4 separate regions of the Homo sapiens genome follow, and regions 2, 3 and 4 are each linked to region 1. Evidence: chromatin loops called from intact Hi-C (ENCODE). Cell type or tissue: endothelial cell of umbilical vein. All regions are shown on one strand.

Region 1 (5,000 bases):
GGCTCGGGAACATTCGGTTAATAAGCTGAGAACTGGAGTTAGACCCTCTCTATAGCTGCTTCCCTATAAAAAAAAAAACCATATGTTTTTGAAATACGTTAGTTTTGTTTCTAACAGTATTACTTTCCTTCATGTAACTGAGGATATCAATTTGTTTTTGAGGTGGGGACTTTTTTTTTTTTTTTTTTTTTGGGAGAGGGAGTCTCCCTCTGTTGCCCAGGCTGGAGTGCAGCGGCGCAATCTCGGCTCACTGCAAGCTCCACCTCCCGGGTTCACGCCATTCTCCTGCCTCAGCCTCCTGAGTAGCTGGGACTACAGGTGCCCACCACCACACCTGGCTAATTTTTTGTACTTTTAGTAGAGATGGGGTTTCACCATGTTAGCCAGGATGGTCTCGATCTCCTGACCTCGTGATCCACGAGGTGGGGACATCTTATGTTACCTAAGCTTACAAACTATTTTAAAAATTCTTTTCCTAAAAACATTTCCATTTTATCATCTTCATGTTTACTATTGCCTTTTTTGGTCCTTCCTGGATGTTCCTACATTTTCTAGGATTCCCATGGGCTTAGCCAAAGGGCTTGAATGAAGCAAAATTTTGGTGACTGGACTATGCTACCTTGCTGCCTTTTAATACAGATACCTGACAAAGTGAGTGATAGACCAGAGAATGTATAAACAGCTCACAACAAATGGGAAATTGACAAGGTCTTCTTTTTTCTTTTTTTTGGGAAGATGTCTTTTAGGTATTATGAAGAGTATTTAGCAAGTTTTTGGGGGGATATTTTTTATTTCTAGGACTCACAAAGTAACAAAATGGAACAGTAATTACTTTTTCCTTTGTTTTCAAGCACTAGTCATAATTTTGGTGTTGCATGAACATAATTTTCAGCATTAAACAAATAAATTAACATGGCTTCAGCAATTTATCATATATTGTAATAAACTGCTTTCCAAAGTAAAAACAATTATGCAGCACATCAGTCAGAAAAAAAGCTTAGATTTAAAAATCATGCTCTGTGATGTGTGTCTGTATGTATGGCACATTTACATTCTTTGGAAGCATCTTCCCAGGGCTTCCATTTTATCAGCCTTACCTTGTCTATTCTCTTCTCCATAAAATTCAGTAAAACATGAATGGCCTCCATATTCATACCATTGTATACCATGGTATTGTTTTTCAAAACTGTTTCTTTCTCAGCTGTTTTATTACTGGGCAGTTCATCTAGAGTCGTTGCCTCTTGGGCTGTTTCTTCATGGGTTAACGGACAAATGAGAACATCCAAACAAGAGACTGGAACATTGCTTAAAAGGTTGACTGCATTGCTGAAAAGCAATTAAAAAAATACAATATTTTAACTTGATTGAATAGTCCTTTAAAATGCAAACATAATAAGAAGTTCAAAAGTGACTTTTAAGAGTCAATTAAAATATTTCTTTTCCAAAAATGAGCCATTATGGACACTTGACACTTACTATGAGATAGGAAATAAAAAACTGTTTCAAATATATGTTGTACAAATTAGAAAAAAAACAAATGTTGAATAGACAGACACAATCACATGATGTCATGTCACTTTCTGAAATGCTAAAATAGGAATTAGTGAGCTTTAATGCCAGCTCCTTAATTTTATTATGGCAACAATGCTAGCTTTGCATTTCTTCCCTGGGATTTTAAATCCTTTTGTGGATCCACTGGTGTTTTATTATTCCTTAGATTACAACATAAAGCATTTGAGAAACACTGAAAATAAGCAGCTTATCAGTAGCAACAACAATAAACCAAATATGGTAGAATTAAGTTTTATTCTTTCTAAATGTAGAAAATACAATTTAAAAATCATCCCAATTTTTGTAAGACATATGCAGAAAAAGGGAAATGGAGTTTTTTCTCTCTTTCTTATCATCAGGTCTCTAAATGAAGTTAATATAGCTATTTCTAATCTCTAGCCCCTAGGCCTTTCAGCTGTGTATTAATGAATACACGAGACTGGGATGCACACCAGTAGGGGGAACCCAAACCTTATATTTTTGGCATTCCCTAAAAACCTTGTTCTGTTGTTCAGTGTACAAAAGATTAAAATGACACTAACAATTTCAAAATTAGATATGTTCTCAACAAACATATTTTCTTCCATGAGTTATTTCATATTCTTTCATCTAAAAGGAGTGGTGGTGTTCTGGGCTAACTGGCTCTTATATGCCTGTGCCTTAGAACTTCCTGATCAACAATGGAAAGACAGGCATTTTATTTCCTAGTGACAGAGAAGCAGATCTAAAAATAACCACATCCTGACTAAAAATAAACTCCTGCAAATGCAATTTAAAAGTCCAACCACTTGGAAACCAAATTTAGAGCTTAATCTATCTGATACTATCTTAATTTAGACCAGTAGCTCCTTCTACTTTAGATTATAGTGACACCCTAAAAAATAAAGCAAAACAAACAGAAAAACAAAGAAATAGAAATACAAAAATTTTTCTTTCCTCTACCCTGAATTGTGCTCCACTTCCCCAAGAATGAATATTTCCTTTCTTTTTATATTATGGAAAAATAAAAACCAGTAACAAGTCAGTTGAAAAGTTAGACAATGCAGAACAGAAAGTGGTAATGTATAGGGCATCAAAAAAATGAATCAAGAGCAAAAAATAATTTAACAAGTCATATGAATAAATGGTTCCTAGTAAAATACAAGTTATTTGATTGCCCTCACTAAAACCAAATACTGCTGCTGCTACTGGTGTTATGCACAAAATCTCTATATTTGGTTATTGGTAAATAATCAAAGGTGGCTGAAATATAAGCTTTCCCCAAAACTTTCTCTTAAAACTTTTTTTTGCAAATATCTGTAGTTTATCTTATCTATAGTTCAGAACGTTTTGCTTCTATCTTAAGCACTTAGAAATTGTTACTAAATAATACCATAGATTCATTGAGAATAAAAGGGGGGAAATAACTCTACCTTAGAATTATTTTCAAAAACTGTATACAAGCCATTCTGAAATGTTATGATTTTTTCCCTAAACATCAGGCAATAGGCTCTTAAATACACTGACCGTATGATGCTCTGAACCTACCAGAGACCAGATTGAAAAGTTTCAGATGGGTCATTTCATTACAAAGGAATGTTTCCCCTTTAAATTCGTTTAAAGTAAGCAGTTTCCAGGAATTCAGTAAATTTAAGAAACCAAATGTAGAGTTTGATTCAACAAATATTTGGAGGTTTTAGGCTTTTCAAGAAAAGTTCCCATTTTCTTATTTCTTATTTAACAACTTGGTTTCCAAACAACTACAAAATTAATTTTTCTGGCTCACTGTGTTTGAGCTATTCTTTTTAAGTAAGGAAGGCCAGCTTTTTGAGCTCTGTCACTTCTCTGACAGTTTTATTTGTGGTAGAAGAGTGTATGAAATTCTCCAGCTACCAGGAAGTCAGTGACTATGCACAGATCTGCACAATAGTGTTTGCATTCCTACTCCAGGGGGTAGAAATACTGTGTATATTACACTCCCCTTTTCAGCTTCCTAGAGATCATTAATCACTGAGACATGACATCCTCCCGCTCATGCTCCCAGCCCCCTCCTGATATGCAGATTCAAAAGCAAGACCTATTTAGAACTCCTTAATGCCCTGATTAAAGCCTTGTCAGTTGTGGGAGAGGAAAGGCAATCTAAAATCTAGTCCTCTGTGAATCGCTGGACAAAAACATGAAATTACACTGAAGAACATGATATGGCACACGTAGATCCATAGCTGTTAATAAATCTTGCTGGTCAAATGTATCTTCTTTATATTTGGGGCTTACATATCTTTTTTCAAGGCTGTAAAGTCTATGTAAACGAATCTTAAAATCTCCAAAAGATTTTCCTTTTGCCCTCTTTATTCATTAAAAAAAATTGTTTTTGAGATAGAGTCTCTTGCCCAGGCCAGAGTGCAGTGGCATGATCATGGCTCACTGCAGCCTTGACTTCCCGGGCTCAAATGATCCTCCCACCTCAGCCTCCTGAGTAGCTGGGACCACACGCACACGCCACCATGCCCCTTGCTAATTTTTTAATTTTTAGTAGAGACAAGGTCTCACTATGCTCCCCAAGCTGGTCTCAAACTCCTGGGCTCAAGCAATCTTCCTGCCATGGCTTCCCAAAGTGCTGGAATTACAGGCGTGAGCCACTGCACCCAAACCCCTCAAAATCTTTGAAAAGTATTTTTTTCTTTTGTGGTAAGAGCACTTAACGTAAGACCTATTCCCTTAGCAACATTCTAAGTATACAATACAGTATTGCTAACTATAGGCTCTGCTACACAGGAGATCTCCAGACCTTATCTTGCATAACTAAAACTTTGTATCTTTTGACTGACACCTCCCCATTTACTCCTCTCCCCAGCCCCAGATAACCACTATTCTACTATCTAGTTCTACAAGCTTCACTATTTTAAACTCCTCATAAAAGTGGGATCATGGAGTATTTGTCCTGTGCCTGGTTTATTTCACTTATCATAATGCCCTCCAGATCCACCCATGTTGTTCCAAGTGATGGGATTTCCTTCTTTTTTTAAAGGCTGAATAATACTCTACTGATTCTGCTCTGTGTGTGTATACATATATACGCACATTTTATCCATTCATCTGACTGATAGACATTTAGGTTGTTTCAGTATCTTGGCTATTGTGAACAGTGCTGTAAGGACCATGTGATGAAAATGCAGATATCTCTGTGAAACAGTGATTTTATTTCCTTTGGATATACTCCCAGAAGCGTGATTGCTGAATCAAATAATTCTATTTTTCATCTTTTGAGAAAACTCCACACTGTTTTCCATAATGGCTATACTAATTTACATTCCCACCAACAGTGTAAAAAGATTTCCTTTTCTTCACATCCTTACCATCGATTATCTTTTGTTTTTTGAGGTTTTTTTTTTTTTTTTGGAATAACCCTTCTAACAAGGTATGAGGTGATACTGAGGTTTTGATTTGCATTAGTGATGTTAAGTACCTTT
Region 2 (5,000 bases), 78 kb before region 1:
AATAATAATTGGACATTAAAAATAGCTAAAAGAGTGTAATTGGATTGTTTGTAACACAAAGGATAAATGCTGGAAGGGATGGATACCCCATTCTCCATGATGTGATTATTTCACATTGCATGCCTTTATCAAAACATCACATGTACCCTATAAATATATACACCACTATGTATCCACAAAAATTTAAAAATTTTAGCTGGTTGCGGTGACTCATGCCTGTAATCCTAGCACTTTGGGAGGCCAAGGCAGGTGGATCACTTGAGGTCAGGAGTTTGAGACCAGCCTGGCCAACATGGTGAAACCCTGTCTGTACTAAAAATACAAAGAAATTAGCCGGGTGTGGTGGCAGGTGCCTGTAATCCCAGCTATTCGGGAGGCTGAGGCAGGAGAATCGCTTGAAACCAGGAGGTGGAGGTTGCGCCACTGCCCTCCAGCCTGGGTGACAGAGCAAGACTCCATCTCAGAACAACAACAACAACAAAAAATTTAAAAAGCAAGAATGAAAAATAAAAGCTGAGTGATGTGTACATGGGGGAAGGGGGTGGAATTGGGAAAGAAAGCAAAGGAAAAGTATCAGCAAATCCAAGTTATTGATAAAAATGTTACTGAAACTAGTTTATTTAGGGATATGCTGAAAGTTTCGAGTTAATAGCATTATTTTAACTATTCTTGGGAAGACCGACTTTGTAGCCCACTATAGGATAGATTAAGTGAGGAGAAACTGGAAGAAGAGAGGCTGATTAGGCTATCATCAATTAGTTCGGACTGAGAACTTGTGGTGCAATTGCTGAGGGGCCTTTTTTGGTTGCTCAGAAATTGACACTGGGATCTCAGTTGAAACCTGTAGGAGCTAGTTCTCCCCCACAGGAGGCAAGCACCAACACCTGAGGCTAGACACCTAGATCCTCTACTGTTGAAGGTGAAGGTGCAGTGTTTGGGGTGAGAAGTTTTCCTCTCCCTTAGGCCAAGAGAGAGAAGGTCCCCAAAGAATCACTGGTAAGTATTGGAGTGCCCACAATACGAGAAGAATAACGTCTTACTCCCACTCTTTCATCTGCTTAGGCAAGGGCTAACTGATCTGTCTCTGTGCCTACCTGAGCACTGGAAAGAGAATGAAGAGGGCAGGCCTTTCCCTCCTTGAAGCAAAGAATTGCTTGGAAAGTTAGTTGTGAGGTGGGGGAAAGGGGTACCTGAACCATCCAAATCTTTCCAAGCATCACCTCCTCAGGGAAGCCTTGTGTTCCCCCTGTGCAAACTAACTTCCCTTCTTACCTGTTCTCCCGGAACTATTTTTCCTTTAGAACATTTATTTATCTCATCCAGGAGTGCCAAGGGACAGAATACAGTCATGGGTTCTTAGTTTTTGCTTCTGGTTGGGCCAGTAAAGCCCCTTCCTCTTGCCTCTTTTCTGCTTATCACTAGAGACAGAAACAAAAAACCATGGTTTCAGGCTGCTAAAAGCCTAAAGCAAAACAAAACAGAACAGCAACAACAACAAAATAAGGCAGGTTGGACAAGCTTATATAATGTCTTTAAAAAAAAATCCCATCCATTGTATCTCCACCTGGTACAAATTAAGCATTTGTTAAATTTAATCGGAGAAATGAATGAATGGAGAAATGAATGAATCAAAAAAAAGGGAACTCTTGTTTTAACCAACAATTATAATCATATTTAAAAGTACAAATGTATACATGACATAAGCACTAAAATACTGGATAGATATGCACAGAATGTTAACATTGATTTTATTTTAGTGGTGGGATTTCAATTTATTTTTTTCTTTGTAATTTAAGAAATTTCTACAATGATGTTAATTTCTTTTCAAATCAGAAGCAAGAAAACACTACAGAATACACTATGCTAAGTGCATCGTTGTTAAGGAACCAGGTTATGTCTCTGCTACTTACCACCCATGTGACCTGGGGGAAGTCATTGCCTCACTGACTATCAGTTTCCTCATCTGTAAAGTGGGGATAATCAAAGAACTGGGTGGCTGTGAGGATTAAGTGGGAGAATTCACGTAGGGCTTGGTACTGAAAGACTCTGGTCTTTAAATGTCAACTATTATTTTTGCCTTTGGGGAAAACATTTCTTGCCCTTGGCACTGTGATACATTTCTACTGTAAATATGTATGTAAATTCATTTGGTCATAGTGAATACTATTTATTAATAAATGCTAAACCTCAGTTTTGCTTAGAATTTAAAATAATTCAATGCATCACCAACAGGTGGCAGCATATCACAGCTTCTTTACAACAGTTGAGCCCACGGTGTCATTGTACAATTTTCCCTATAAGAACCTGTTTTTAAAGGGAAGAAGCTTTAGAGTTTAAAAGGGAAAAGACCTTAGGGTTAATTTAATTCAACTCCTTCAGTGTACATATATGGAAACCTGGAGATGCGGTAAAAACAAAGAACAGGTCCTGTTCTTCTGCTAGGAAAGGGCAGGGTTGCGGGAAGAGGTGGAGAGAAAAATCCCTGAGTGTACTTCAGGCCTGAATTTGCAGTATTTCTGCAATATACACTTTAATCAAGAAAACTTAGAATACATGGCAGAAAACATTTTCTATGGAAATATCAATTTGGGGAGTGAAGAATATATCTCATTGTCATGCACAGTAGGTGGTTGATGAGCCTCAAAATACGGAGATTCCCCCACCCCACCTCTTTTTTAAAGCTTTTTCCAGCTGACAGAGGCATTGCCCCTTGTCATAGCACTGGATCCTCACAATCAGGGGCAAGGGTTGTCATTGCTATTGTGCCAATGAGGAAATGAAGAAGAAAATGCCTTCATAAACAGGGGACATGAATTCAAATCCAGATTATTTCTTCCTTCCTTCCTTCCTGCATTCATTGAAAACATGCATTTATTAACTTCCTGTTGTGTGCCAGTGCTCTGCTAGCTGTTGGAGATGCATGGCTTATTGGGAATACACCTCCGAAAGGTCACAGTTCTCTGTCCTTAAAGAGTTAGGGTGTCTGAACTGCATGATACCAAATTCCTGTCTCTTTCTACCACACACACACCTGCACAGTCCTCTGCATGCATAGTGGGTACCCAACAAATATCTGCTGTACTGGGCAGTCTGGGCACATCACCAAAGGCCCTTGAGACCACTGAATTGCAATGATGGTATAATGTTTGACTGCAGTAGTCAAATATTACAATAGTCAAACATTACAGGCTCAGAACAACTTTTTAAATGTCTAAGATTTGTTTATATATGTATACTCTCTCCCACTCAGAAAGCACTTAGGGGCTGTAGGATCTTTGCATATTCAATGAAGTTTTTGTGTTTTGAATAATAGCCCCCTGATGTCTTTCAAAATACCTGAGGAAAGCTAAATCCATGCAGCCCTAGTTGGACTGCTAGATGGCAGTAGCAGCACATGCTGTTTTTAGACTCTAGTCATTCAATCTCATAGAGAGGAAGGGGCCTTCAGGAGCAGCTGGTCTATACCCTTTCATAGACGGGAAGGCTGAGGACCCGAAAGGGAAGGGCACCAACTAAGGCGAGGTAACTAGTTAGCCAAACAACCTACAATTGGCTGAATTATATACAGGTTGCTGACTTTTATGATTTAATATTTGCATGAAAAGTTTCTTTATGGATACACTCAAAAACTATTTTAAATGTTTTTGTATAAAATTGTTTTGGAAAACAAAAAGAAAAAAGCAAACAAAAGAATGGAAAATGAGGTTAAAAGTAAATCTCTCTCCCACCCCACCTTAGATCTCCTCCCCGGAGGAGGAACTTGCTACCAAGTTTTTGAATAACTATTCAGAGATATATTTAATTAAGTACACACACACAACTGCATACGCATACACACACTTGGCTATGGTGCATTCATAATATCTAAACTCTGTGTGTGTGTGTGTGTGTGTGAGATCAGATGGATATAATGCATATATGAAATACAAAATAATATGAACAAAAGCGTGAAAGCCGTGGCCCCAGGAAAATGTCTCCTTCACCTTCCCAGCCTCCACTAAAAAAAAAGAAGAAAAAGTCTATAAAGTAGTTTTCCAAACTCTGGAGTGGCTTTATTTTATTTTATTATTATTATTATTATTATTATTTTTTTTTTTTTACCATTTCTCTGTTGATTTAACAGATCAAAACTCTGCCAGTGGCACCCATAGTATCAATCTTGGTAAATCCTGCCTTCTGAAGCTCTCCCTGCCATAATTAAATTACTGTAAATACAATTAGAAGGTCCCTCTAGGTGGTCTGTGTGACACCAACCCCAAAGGAATTGTCTTGAGATATTTGAACCAAAAGTAAAGAGCAAAGTGGCGGAATCCCCTTAATCTTTGGGGCCAGTTCTTTGAGGATTTGTGGCCATGAAATAACAGGCAGTCGGTTTTAGGCAGAGCAAGCGGCACTTTCAGGAGTTATTTTTCTCAACCATCACTGGCCTTTAGGGTCAGCATGGGGGATCCGGTCTCCACTGCCAGCTTCCTGCCCTCCTCCTCCGCACTGCCCAGTAATTTGCAAATTCTGCTTCCAATCTGGAATAGCACAGTCTAGGGTAGTTAGTACTTTGCATCTAACACTTTTGCATAGTGTTGGGAGCTGTTGCTATGTGGTCCACGTGTGTTACTCAACAAGCTTAAACTTTGCATAGCCCATGCTAAACTAATTTGCGTCAATTTGTCTACATCATGCCAACAATCGTCCTGAGAGTCCTGAATAGAACATACAAGGCTACTGATAAAGGCCCTCAGCACAGATGCCGCCAGCCATTCTGCGGGGCCCCACTGTTGCTAGTTCTTCACCATGGTTTCTTCATATCCTAGTGACAATGTTAGTTTTTCCACTGTGGAGTTAAAACTTTTTTTTTTTGGTAACAAAAGGCAGTGCCTATACAACTGGCACTCCAACTGATTTTTTTTTTTAAGAAAGACACGGCTGAATTCTAGTCCTGGTGTTTCCTAACAACTTTTTTTTTTTTTTTTTTTGCAAGTTTCAGAGAAAGCAACTGGAGTTAA
Region 3 (5,000 bases), 450 kb after region 1:
TAACAGGGATCTAAACAGACTGCTTAGGCCTTCCAAATATTTCTAAGCTATGAAGCAAAGATATGCCAAGCACATGGTAAATGACACCATATGTGCAAAAAGCATGATTACTGCCAAAGCTTTGCTCTAAAAGGACTAAACTCTTCCTATATCAAGTCACTAAATACAGGGGCGATAACTCAGTCAAGTTATCATCAAAGCACACCAGCTGCAAAGACCGAACTGACTTTATGACTATTTAGCCTTCAGTAGTCACAGCTACAAATAAATGACATATTGCTATGGAAACGACAGCAAAATGCTCAACTATTTTACTTTAAAGACATAATTTAGACATCTGAAAACTGGCTTTATATGGACCTCTTTGTACTCCAGATATCTGAAATCATTTTTTCTAATAAGTCAAAAGTAAATCCTACATAATAAACTTATGAAAAAATAGCAGAGATAATACATTTCAGCAGGTCCCCTACACTCTAGCAATCAGCAATACCATTGAACAAAAATAAGGGGAGATGCACTATAAAAAGTGGCATGAGGTCTTTTTAGATATCTACAAAGCGTGACTTTTAAAGACAAAAAGAATACTAATGAGCAAAAGAGACTGATACACACACTAATGGTGACAGGTTGAAATATATTGTGTGAAGGCAGGAAAGGAAATAACTTCTTAAAATATCTAATATTCAGAAATCTCTAATGTTTCTTTAAAGTAGACCAAAATCAATCTATTATTACTCACAGTAGTCCCAGCAGGTAATAAGAGAACTGTGATAGCCCTCTCTAACTTTGTAACTGTTTCTCTTTAAAGAAGATAAATTTCAGCCAGGCACATTGGCTCACGCCTGTAATCCCAGCACTTTGGGAGGCTAAGGTGGGCAGATCACCAGGTCAGGAGATCAAGACCATCCTGGCCAACATGGAGAAACCCCGTCTCTACTAAAGATACAAAAATTAGCTGGGCGTGGTGGTGCATGCCTGTAATCCCAGCTACTTGGGAGGCTGAGGCAGAAGAATCGCTTGAACCAGGGAGTTGGAGGTTGCAGTGGGCTGAGATCGCGCCACTGCACTCTAGCCTGGTGACAGAGCAAGACTCCATCTCAAAAAAAAAAAAGATAAATTTCCATATAAGTTAGTTTCCAGGAAACACTGCCCAGCACCCTTGAAATTTGATTCTCTTTTCCACAAAAACTTTCAAACTACAGATGCCATCATAAGTGCAGGCAGCATACTTGGGAATACAAAATGTAAAGTGGGGAAGATTCATGGGCAGGAGAACCTTTGTAGTGATCCAAGTCCATAAATAAGGCTGATCTATGTCTTAAAAGCTTTCTCCATCATATTCAGACTCAGCATGGAATCTGGAAACCCTGCTGTTCCTGTCACTTTCAGCCAATTGTTGGTTATAATCAACAACCATCAAGTCCTAATGACTGTCAAGGTCTGTGTTAGGGCCACACAACACTCAAAGAGAAATGATGTGTCTTTTCTGGTATCCCCATTTGTTTTCCCGGGTTTCTGACCATAAAGACAACTAAGGAAAGAAAAAGGGCACTCCCCTTCCAGGACTTTTCAAAAAATACATGATCCTGTTTGCTCTTCACAGCAACTCTCTTAAAATTCTCACCTTAATAGATGAGTTATTCAAGACTTAAAGAGACTGGAAAATATGCCCAAGGTCACATAACTAATAAGTGCAGATGCTGGGATTCAACCTAAATCTGTCTGATTCTAAGATATCCAATACTCTATGCTGCCTCCCAGATGGAAAAGTCTAAATAGTGGTTATCAAACAAATTCCCATCAATTTATTAAAACATACCTATTGTGGGAGACCAATAAAAGTGACCATTTATGACCAAAATATTTAGCTCATTTATCCAAACTAAAAATTTTAAAATATTTACTGATTAGAATGTAGTGGATACGTTTCAGGAAAATAATTGGCAACATGCACCAAGTTTAAAAAAAAAGAAATTCCACTCTCAGGAATAAAGTCTTACAAAACAATCAGCAATGTGCACAAACAGGTATGTATAACAGTCATCCTAGGGTTGTGTTTAAGAGTAAAGCCTTGGGGAAAAAAATGACGCCTAAATGCCCCACTAGAGGAAAGTGGTTAAGTAAATTCCACCACAAGTATGCAACTTCTACACAACAGTCACTAAAAATAATGATGCAGATTCATAACAGGGAAAGCTATTCATAATGCACTGTTAAGTGAAAAAAATAAAAATGTATGTGTATATCACAAAAGCACAGGAAAACTGTCTGGAAAAATATATCCAAAAATGTAGATATACTTTTAAGTGGCTTTCTAAATTTAAATAATGCAAGGAATGTTTTTATAATCAGAAAGGGAGAAGTCTGAAACCACAACTACTGGTTACATAAATATGCATATTGTTAATTTACAGCCCTATTCTAAAAAGGATTTAAGTCAGCTGTGTGTATGTAAGCATATGCGTGTATAGATGTACAATATAAACATTAAACAAACTTGACAGAAGAAACTTTTTTCTTTTTTTTTTTGAGACAGAGTCTTGCTCTGTTGCCCAGGCTGCAGTGCAGTGGTGTGATCTTGGCTCACTGCATGCTCCGGCTTCCAGGTTCACGCCATTCTCCTGCCTCAGCCTCCTGAGTAGCTGGGACTACAGGCACCTGCCACCATGCCCAGCTAATTTTTTGTATTTTTAGTAAAGACGGGGTTTCACCGTGTTAGCCAGGGTGGTCTCCATCTCCTGACCTCGTGATCCGCCCACCTCGGCCTCCCAAAGTGCTGGGATTACAGGTGTGAGCCACCACGCCCAGCAAAACTGTCTTATTAAACTCATCACCGGGCCAAAAAACAGTACTTAATGTTTTCTGATTTTAATGTATGCATGAGTCTAGTCATGCATTTTCCATGAGTGATAGAAGATTATATGCATTATAATTAATTTATAATTTCTGGTAGAAAGAAAGAGTACTATGCATCTTCAAGTGTCTATAAAACTTTCTAAAAAAAAAAGTCCTTTGGATGCATGGGAACATACTGCCCTCTGCTGGAGATGTAATTCTACACCATTAGATAAAGTTTTCTTTTTTTTTTTTTTTGAGACGGAGTCTCCCTCTGTCACCCAGGCTGGAGTGCAGTGGTGCGATTTCGCCTCACTGCAACCTCTGCCTCCTGGGTTCAAGCAGTTCTCCTGCCTGAGCCTCCCAAGTAGCTGGGGCAGGCGTGAGCCACCATGCCCGGCTAGTTTTTGTATTTTTAGCAGAGATGGCTTCTCACCATGTTAGCCAGGCTGGTCTCAAACTCCTGACCTCAAGTGATCCACCCACCTTGGCCTCCCAAAGCGATGGGATTATAGGCATGAGCCACCGCGCCCAGCCCCGTTAGATAAAATTTTCTTTATTCATCAGTATGTACATAAAACACTGCATTGGGCACTGTGGGATCCCTACAAGAAAAGTCAAAATTACTTTTGTGCTTAAAAAATGCAAACCGTAAAGAAAGAAAAGAAAAAGTATATTTAAGAATTCTTCCTGGGCCCTCTGATATCATGGTACTGCTACTAAGACTATCATCATCATCATCCTGAAAAGAAAATGGCTCCATCTCATTTATAGAACTCAAAAGCACATTAGGCTACAATAAACAGTTTAAAATTTCCTAAAAGTTTCTTCACACAATTGCATTTAGAACATGGATGCTTCCTGAGTTAAAGAACCTGACTTGTCAATGTCCATTCAATACTTATGAATACTCTTACCAATACTCTCTCCCTAAATCCCAATCACCAGACTGATTTGAGGGCTACTTTCCTCCCTGACTCCTATACTCTGTCACCTGATTACAACTTTAACAGTAAAGACTCATTCCCTTCTTTCTTACTCCTCTGAGGCTTATACCCAAAATGCTTTTCCGTTTCAACGAACTTAGTTCAGCCTCAGAGGATCTCTTCCTTTGTTTTTTTTCTAATTTTGACTCAAAAATTATTTCCACTATCATAACTATTGAAACTGAATAAATACTATAAATTTCTAAAATTATCTGAAGCATCCAGTATCTCCTCAAATAATCTGAGCTCTTCATTTCAACTAAACTGGTTATCAAGATTCATTTTATACCTATATACAATCGGTTATCATTATCCAAGGTAGTTATGTTCTATAAAGTTGCTGAATTATACCAAATACTGAATAGTGAATACTGAACCATTGCTCCAGGAAAAATATAGGGCTAGGTTCCTGTGAGCCTATGGTCACAACATTTTCCTCAACTAATCAATACAGAACGTTATTTTCTGTGTGTTTCTTTTAAAAGATATTTAAGGCCAGGCGCTGTGGCTTACACCTAATCCCAGCACTTTGGGAGGCCAAGGCGGGAGGATCACACGGTCAAGAGTTCGAGACCAGCCTAGCCAACATGGTGAAACCCCATCTCTACCAAAAATACAAAAATTAGCTGGGCGTGGTGGAGGGCGCCTGAAATCGCAGCTACTTGGGAGGCTGAGGCAGGAGAATAGCTTGAAACTGGACGGGAAGTTGCATTAAGCTGAGATCACGCCATTCCACTCCAGCCTGGGTGAAAGAGCGAAACGCCATCTCAAAAAAAAAAAAAAAGACATTTAATATATATCGATTAGTTAACTTTGAAGTTAGCCAACAGCACTATAACTCATGCCTGAACAAAGCTTATCAAGCTTATCTAACACATATTTTCTCCAGAAGGCACATCACAGCCTGTTTGCCCTTTGGAACACCTCGACAGCACTTTAGCATTATACTAGGGGGCCATCTTATACTGCAATCAACAAAGCACAAAAATACAAAAAATACGGCACTAAATAGACTGCAAAACAGACACTCGATTACAGCATGAGGGCTGAAACAAGAAGGCAGAGTGTTGCCTTGTTCAATCTCAGCTGGGAATATGTGCGCTGGGTGATTCTAAGTTTTTACCACTCTGTGTCAGTGCATATCTGTGAATAACCACAAAAGCACCACAAGTATTG
Region 4 (5,000 bases), 160 kb after region 1:
GTTGGTCAGGTTGGTCTCAAACTCCTGACCTCATGATCTGCCCACCTTGGCCTCCCAAAGTGCTGGGATTACAGGCATGAGCCACCGCGCCTGGCCTTGGCCTATGTTTTTCTTAATCAATAAATGGTAGTCTCAAAGAACTGTATTTTTAAAAAGGTAAATTCAGTGCTTCAGTTGACACTGAATGTAAAGCGAAGACCAGAACTTTTTATTAACTCAAAATAGGCTTAATATTAGCAATGTTTTCAATTAAGACTAACAAGGGATTGGAGGCTGCATTTTGTTTAGATTTTAGCTATAATCTATTGAGCATTATATATTGGCTACATGCCAGGCAGTTTGCAAAGGACTTTGCATGCATTAATTTGTAAAATAACCAATAATGGAAATTATTACAGTCTTTCTACACATGAGAAACTGGAGGCAAGAAAGCTCAAATAATTTGTTTAAGGTCATATAGCTGTTTAGGGGAGGAACAGGTTCTTGAACACAGACAGGTCTTTTTGACTATGAAGCCACAGTGCTATCCTACTGAAAACACTGCAAGATAGTCTTATAAACTTTGATCTTATCAGAATCATTTTTAAAGTTTAATAAAAATACAGACTCCTGGGCCCTCTCTCAGTACCTACTGATTTAGAACATCTGGGAATGGGGCCCAGGAATCAGCACTGAATCAAGCACCATAGGGGTAATTCTAAAGCACATCAGTTTGAGATCTCTGGTACTGAGTGCTTGACACACATTATCTTATTTAATCTCACAAAATCCCCATAAAGCTAGAATTAATTATTATCCCCATTTTTATAGATAAGGAAACTAAGGCCCAGAGAATTTAAGTCATGCACCCAAGATCAGCCAGTGAGTAAGGAGCAGAGGCAGGATTTGAACCTCCCAAGTGCTTTGAACCACTAAGCCAGTGATTCTCAAACCTTACTACTACTAAGAATCACTTACAAAACATATTAAAATATCCCTGGTAGTCTAGTAGCTAGGACTAAAAGAAGAAGAAGAAAAAAAACCATTAAAATAGAGACTCCTGGGCCCTGCTCCCCCCTTAAAGACTCCTATTTAGTACGTCTAGAGTCGATTTTCACAGTCCCGTGGCAATACAAATGTTAGGTCATCCGTGGACCTCGCTTTCAGAAACACCGCACAACATATTAACTACTTTTCTCTACCCATGGAGATACAATGAAAGTCACAAAATCATACAGATGAGAAGGCATTTTGAATTATGGGAAGGGCTTTTGCGAGGAGGGAAGAGATGAGCACGTCAAAACCTTCCCTCTCCCCAACCCTCCTTTACTCCTGATACCATTCCGTGATATTTCTGCTTAGTGGGCATCTCGAATCTATCTGAATGCCTTCTGGGATGAAGAATTCAGACCCTCCGAAGGCAGCCCAGTTCATTTTGCCAGTATGGTTATCAGAAAATTCTTTGTGCTGAGCGAAGTCTGCCTTCTGTGCCTTCCGTGTCTTCTACTACTTCTCAACTGTCATAACTGCCTTCCCACCTGGAACTCACTCTGTGGGTGGGGGAGGAGCATGGTTCCGGTGGCTTCAGGTGGGATGACAGTTATGACACACCACCGTAACCTTAAAAAGTTCACCTTTATAACTTCTTAAGAGCCAGATCATCTAATATGTTCAGACCAGACCACTTCTTGACTATTCAGAGATCACGTAGCTAAAATCAACAACCACAGTGAAGCTACTGCTCTGATCTTGAGTTCTTCTATTTCAGTTCTGTAGGGCACAACAACACATTCCTCACCAGCCACCCCCAGATTTATTTATTTATTTTTTAATTTCTTCTAAAAAAAGGCAGGGGATACATGTGCAGAATGTGCTTTTTTTTGAGACAGGTCTCGCTCTGTCACCCTGGCTGGAGTGCAGTGGTGCAATCGTGGCTCACTGAAACCTCTGCCTTTCAGCTTCAAGCAATTCTCCTGCCTCAGCCTCCTGAGTAGCTGGGACTAAAGGGACGTGCCACCATGCCCGGCTAATTTTTGTATTTTTTGTAGAGATGGGGTTTCACCATGTTGGCCAGGCTGATCTTGAACTCCTGACCTCAAGTGATCTACGGGCCTCAGCCTCCCAAAGTGCTGGGATTACAGGCGTGAGCCACTGCACCTGGCCCACCCCCCCAGATTTCTTCTGTCATTGTCAATTTGCCAAGGGAGTTTCTCTATAAGGCCATGATGCAGGTTGGAGACAAGAGCTTCTTACTGCCTTTCAACTGGTCGAAGGTGTGACCAACTTTGGAGTATCCTTATGGAAGAGGATACAATAAAATTGATTATACAGAATTTTTAAAGAGGGTATTTTGCCAACCTCGAGGTTAAAGAAAAAGAAAAACAAACAAAACAAAAACAGACTCTCCCATGTGGACAGAAGGAAATTTTCTCTGTTTATGCAGGATGGGAAACCTTTCTGCTCTCTCTTTACTGTGTGTCTTTACTATTTCTGCTCTTCTTAGAAATGAGCAACAAGCTATCGGAGCCACTGATTCCTCAAAGACCAAGAGCTGGAGAAAAATAATTTATTTTCATTTATTCCATATCGTTCTATCCATCCACTCTTCTGTTTGACCAACATTTTGAATTGCCTACTATGTGTTTACCAGCAAACAAGGAAGAACCTGGCTTTTGTAATCTATAATCGTACCAAGGCTGAAACCTTACTTTTAAACAAATACCAGAATTTTAAAATTATAACTGAGGTTTGTTTTTTTTTTTTTTTTTTTTTTTTTTTTTTCAGAATAGTCATCTTGGAAAATTATTAGGAATTTATTCCAAGAGGTCCTTTGTTCAACAGTCTTCTGGAAATTCCTTTAGAGACTGGTTCAAAAGCTTCTGAGCTACACCAAAAAAATTAGTCTCATTATTTTCAGAATACCAAAAAAGGGTTTTTCCCAGTTCGATCATCCATTTTCTTTCCCTACCTTGGCTCCAAAATCAAACCCACCCTTGGAGGATGGGAATGTGCTGCCCAGGGATGAGAGGAGCTGGTGAGGGACAGGGGTTTGGCCCAGGGTGAGAGCACTGGACATGCTTTTGACACATCCTTCAAGACAAGTCTTAAAAGTCCTATATGGTTGCCTTTCTAAAAAGTTACAGTGTTTTATAGGTCACTATGTGCTGACCTGCTCAACGTGGTCAAAATGCTTAGAAATGCTGCATAATAAGGCACCCTCTAGTGGAGTCACCTTGTACATTAGCATAATAAGGGTTCTGAGAAGTCTTGCAGTAAAGGAAACTGTTTAAACTTAGTGTTAACCAAACTTATAGGGCCTGCTGCTCTTCTTCATGGAACACCTATTATCGTCCAACAATTTTTGAAACATCCTTAGAGGCAAGTCCTATAAATGCAGATTTTAATGAAGGTCGAGCAGTACAGGAAGAGATTCCCTTCCCACTGACTCACACCTAGCAGACAAGTGTCTGCACAGCCTTCTGCACTCCCCTAGTCTTTACTTAAATGTAACCTCCTCTGAAAGACCTTCCCTGGCCATTCCTCTTTTGTTGCTCTCTGCTACAACTTTGTCACAATCTGATTCTCTGTTTTGTCTGTTTCCCACCGGAATCTATGCTCCATGAGGGCAGCAACTGATTTGCTCCTGTGTTCCCAGTACCTAGCACCACATATGTGACACACAGAAAGTATAAAGCATGAGTTGGTTGGTTGCTTGATGAAACTGATGAATGGGAAGCCGTGAACCCTCATGGACCATGGTGCAGCTGGACCTTTCTGCCCCATCTCCCATGCAGGGAATAGTACAGTTTTGCTTCTCTGGTCTACTGCATACTATCAGAGCAGAGTTTGCTCAGCAAAACAGTCCAGATAACCTGGTGATCCTCCAAGAGGCCACAAGGCAATCCTTTCAATGATGCCCAAGACTATTTTACAAAATATGCCTAAAAGCAGGGTGGTACAAAATCAGATTCCTTAAAGCAGCAGAGCCAACTCGTCTTGGGCTTTTGGACAACCTCTCTTTCAGGAGTCCTGAGAGAGGGGCCCTGGCCGTCATAAAGCTCTTCCATATTCCCTCTAGGCACAGACTTCTGCCAGGCCTGCAGACAGAGCTCAGGATAAAGAGCCAAGGGTGTGGCCTGTCTCGAGGCCCATAGATGTGCGCTCTGCAGGTGGAATGGCCGTCCGGTGCTTACTTTGACTGTCCTCGGGTCCCGAGTCTTCTGGTGGTTAACTGAGGAAACTGCTGCCTTATGATCTGTAAGTCAACACAAGAATCAGTTACCCATTGGGAAGAGTTGGGAGCATAGTGACTGAGTTTTACAAATAGCCATCTACAGAAGGGAGGAAAACATAGGTCCTTGGTTGCAATGACTTAATAGGAGTCTGTGAGGACCCTGGAGAAGACTACTGGTGTCAGAGTGGGGAGTGCTTGGATGGTTGTGGGGCTCTGGATACTAAGGGGGTCTCACTTGGCCACTCTATGCTTCACCCCGTCCTACTCACAAAGGAAGGAGAGTTCTGGTTGGTCCAGAACCTGCCTCTCCCCTGTTTAAAACCCTCCAGTGGCTTCCACAGCACCTGGAACTAAAACCCACACTTAGCCTCTGTAACTCGTCCTGCTTACCTTCTGGCCTTCCTCTCTTATAATTCTCACCTTTACTCACCAGATCCCAGCCACACTGGCTTTTTATTGTTTTCTCTATTACTGAAACACACCAGCGTTGCTCCCCATGGGGGGCCTTTGTACTGCACCCAGGAGTGGAATTTCACTCAGCTCTTCACAAGACTGCCTCCTCTTTAACCATTCAGGCGTCTGGACAATGTCCTTCTGCCCAGAGGCCTTCTCAGACCAGCCAGTGTGGAGTAGCACAAGGGTCACATGGCCCTGCTTTGTCTTCTTATCACTTAGCACTATCTGAAGTTATCTTGTTCACTTACTCTCTGGGTACTTAGTTTATGTCTCCTCCTGCTTGAACACACGCTCCATGAGAGCAAGGACCTCATACAGGGTTTGGCACATG

The links. Hi-C counts contacts between places; a loop is a spot of excess contacts. Peaks named below come from ENCODE experiments on the same cell type or tissue, not always from the same donor. Only the 100,000 strongest peaks of a DNase experiment are listed, where the experiment ranks them.
Region 2: a loop joins it to region 1, with 2.0 times the contacts of the local background. A loop is called at or near these places in 17 of 110 quality-filtered maps.
Region 3: a loop joins it to region 1, with 11 times the contacts of the local background. A loop is called at or near these places in 72 of 110 quality-filtered maps.
Region 4: it touches region 1 in a loop (11-fold over the local background); 18 of 110 quality-filtered maps call a loop at or near these places.

What each region holds. Positions count from the first base shown.
Region 1 is chr12:106,838,915-106,843,914 of GRCh38, reverse strand. It overlaps RIC8B (RIC8 guanine nucleotide exchange factor B), which reads right to left. Exons shown (of 10, transcript NM_001330145.2): 5 at 1,098-1,326; 6 at 1-63. Among named protein-coding and RNA genes, the nearest start is that of RIC8B, 67 kb to the right of the region's middle. In endothelial cell of umbilical vein, a CTCF peak has its summit at 2,004 (motif pointing right); DNase peaks (open chromatin) are centred at 2,144 and 3,524; H3K27ac peaks cover 1,424 bases.
Region 2 is chr12:106,917,342-106,922,341 of GRCh38, reverse strand. No RefSeq gene overlaps it. Among named protein-coding and RNA genes, the nearest start is that of TMEM263-DT, 36 kb to the left of the region's middle. In endothelial cell of umbilical vein, CTCF peaks have their summits at 2,233 (motif pointing right) and 3,372; DNase peaks (open chromatin) are centred at 2,241 and 3,381; H3K27me3 peaks cover 672 bases.
Region 3 is chr12:106,384,439-106,389,438 of GRCh38, reverse strand. All of the region lies in intron 9 of POLR3B (RNA polymerase III subunit B), which reads right to left. Among named protein-coding and RNA genes, the nearest start is that of POLR3B, 29 kb to the right of the region's middle. In endothelial cell of umbilical vein, a CTCF peak has its summit at 3,038 (motif pointing left); a DNase peak (open chromatin) is centred at 3,028.
Region 4 is chr12:106,681,227-106,686,226 of GRCh38, reverse strand. It overlaps RFX4 (regulatory factor X4), which reads right to left. Exons shown (of 18, transcript NM_213594.3): 5 at 4,173-4,234. The region is part of intron 1 of LOC100287944 (a long non-coding RNA gene); the gene reads left to right. It overlaps LOC100505978 (a long non-coding RNA gene), which reads left to right and starts at 1,527. Exons shown (of 4, transcript NR_038912.1): 1 at 1,527-1,567; 2 at 2,483-2,725; 3 at 4,058-4,236. In endothelial cell of umbilical vein, no CTCF peak of the experiment used is centred here; no DNase peak of the experiment used is centred here.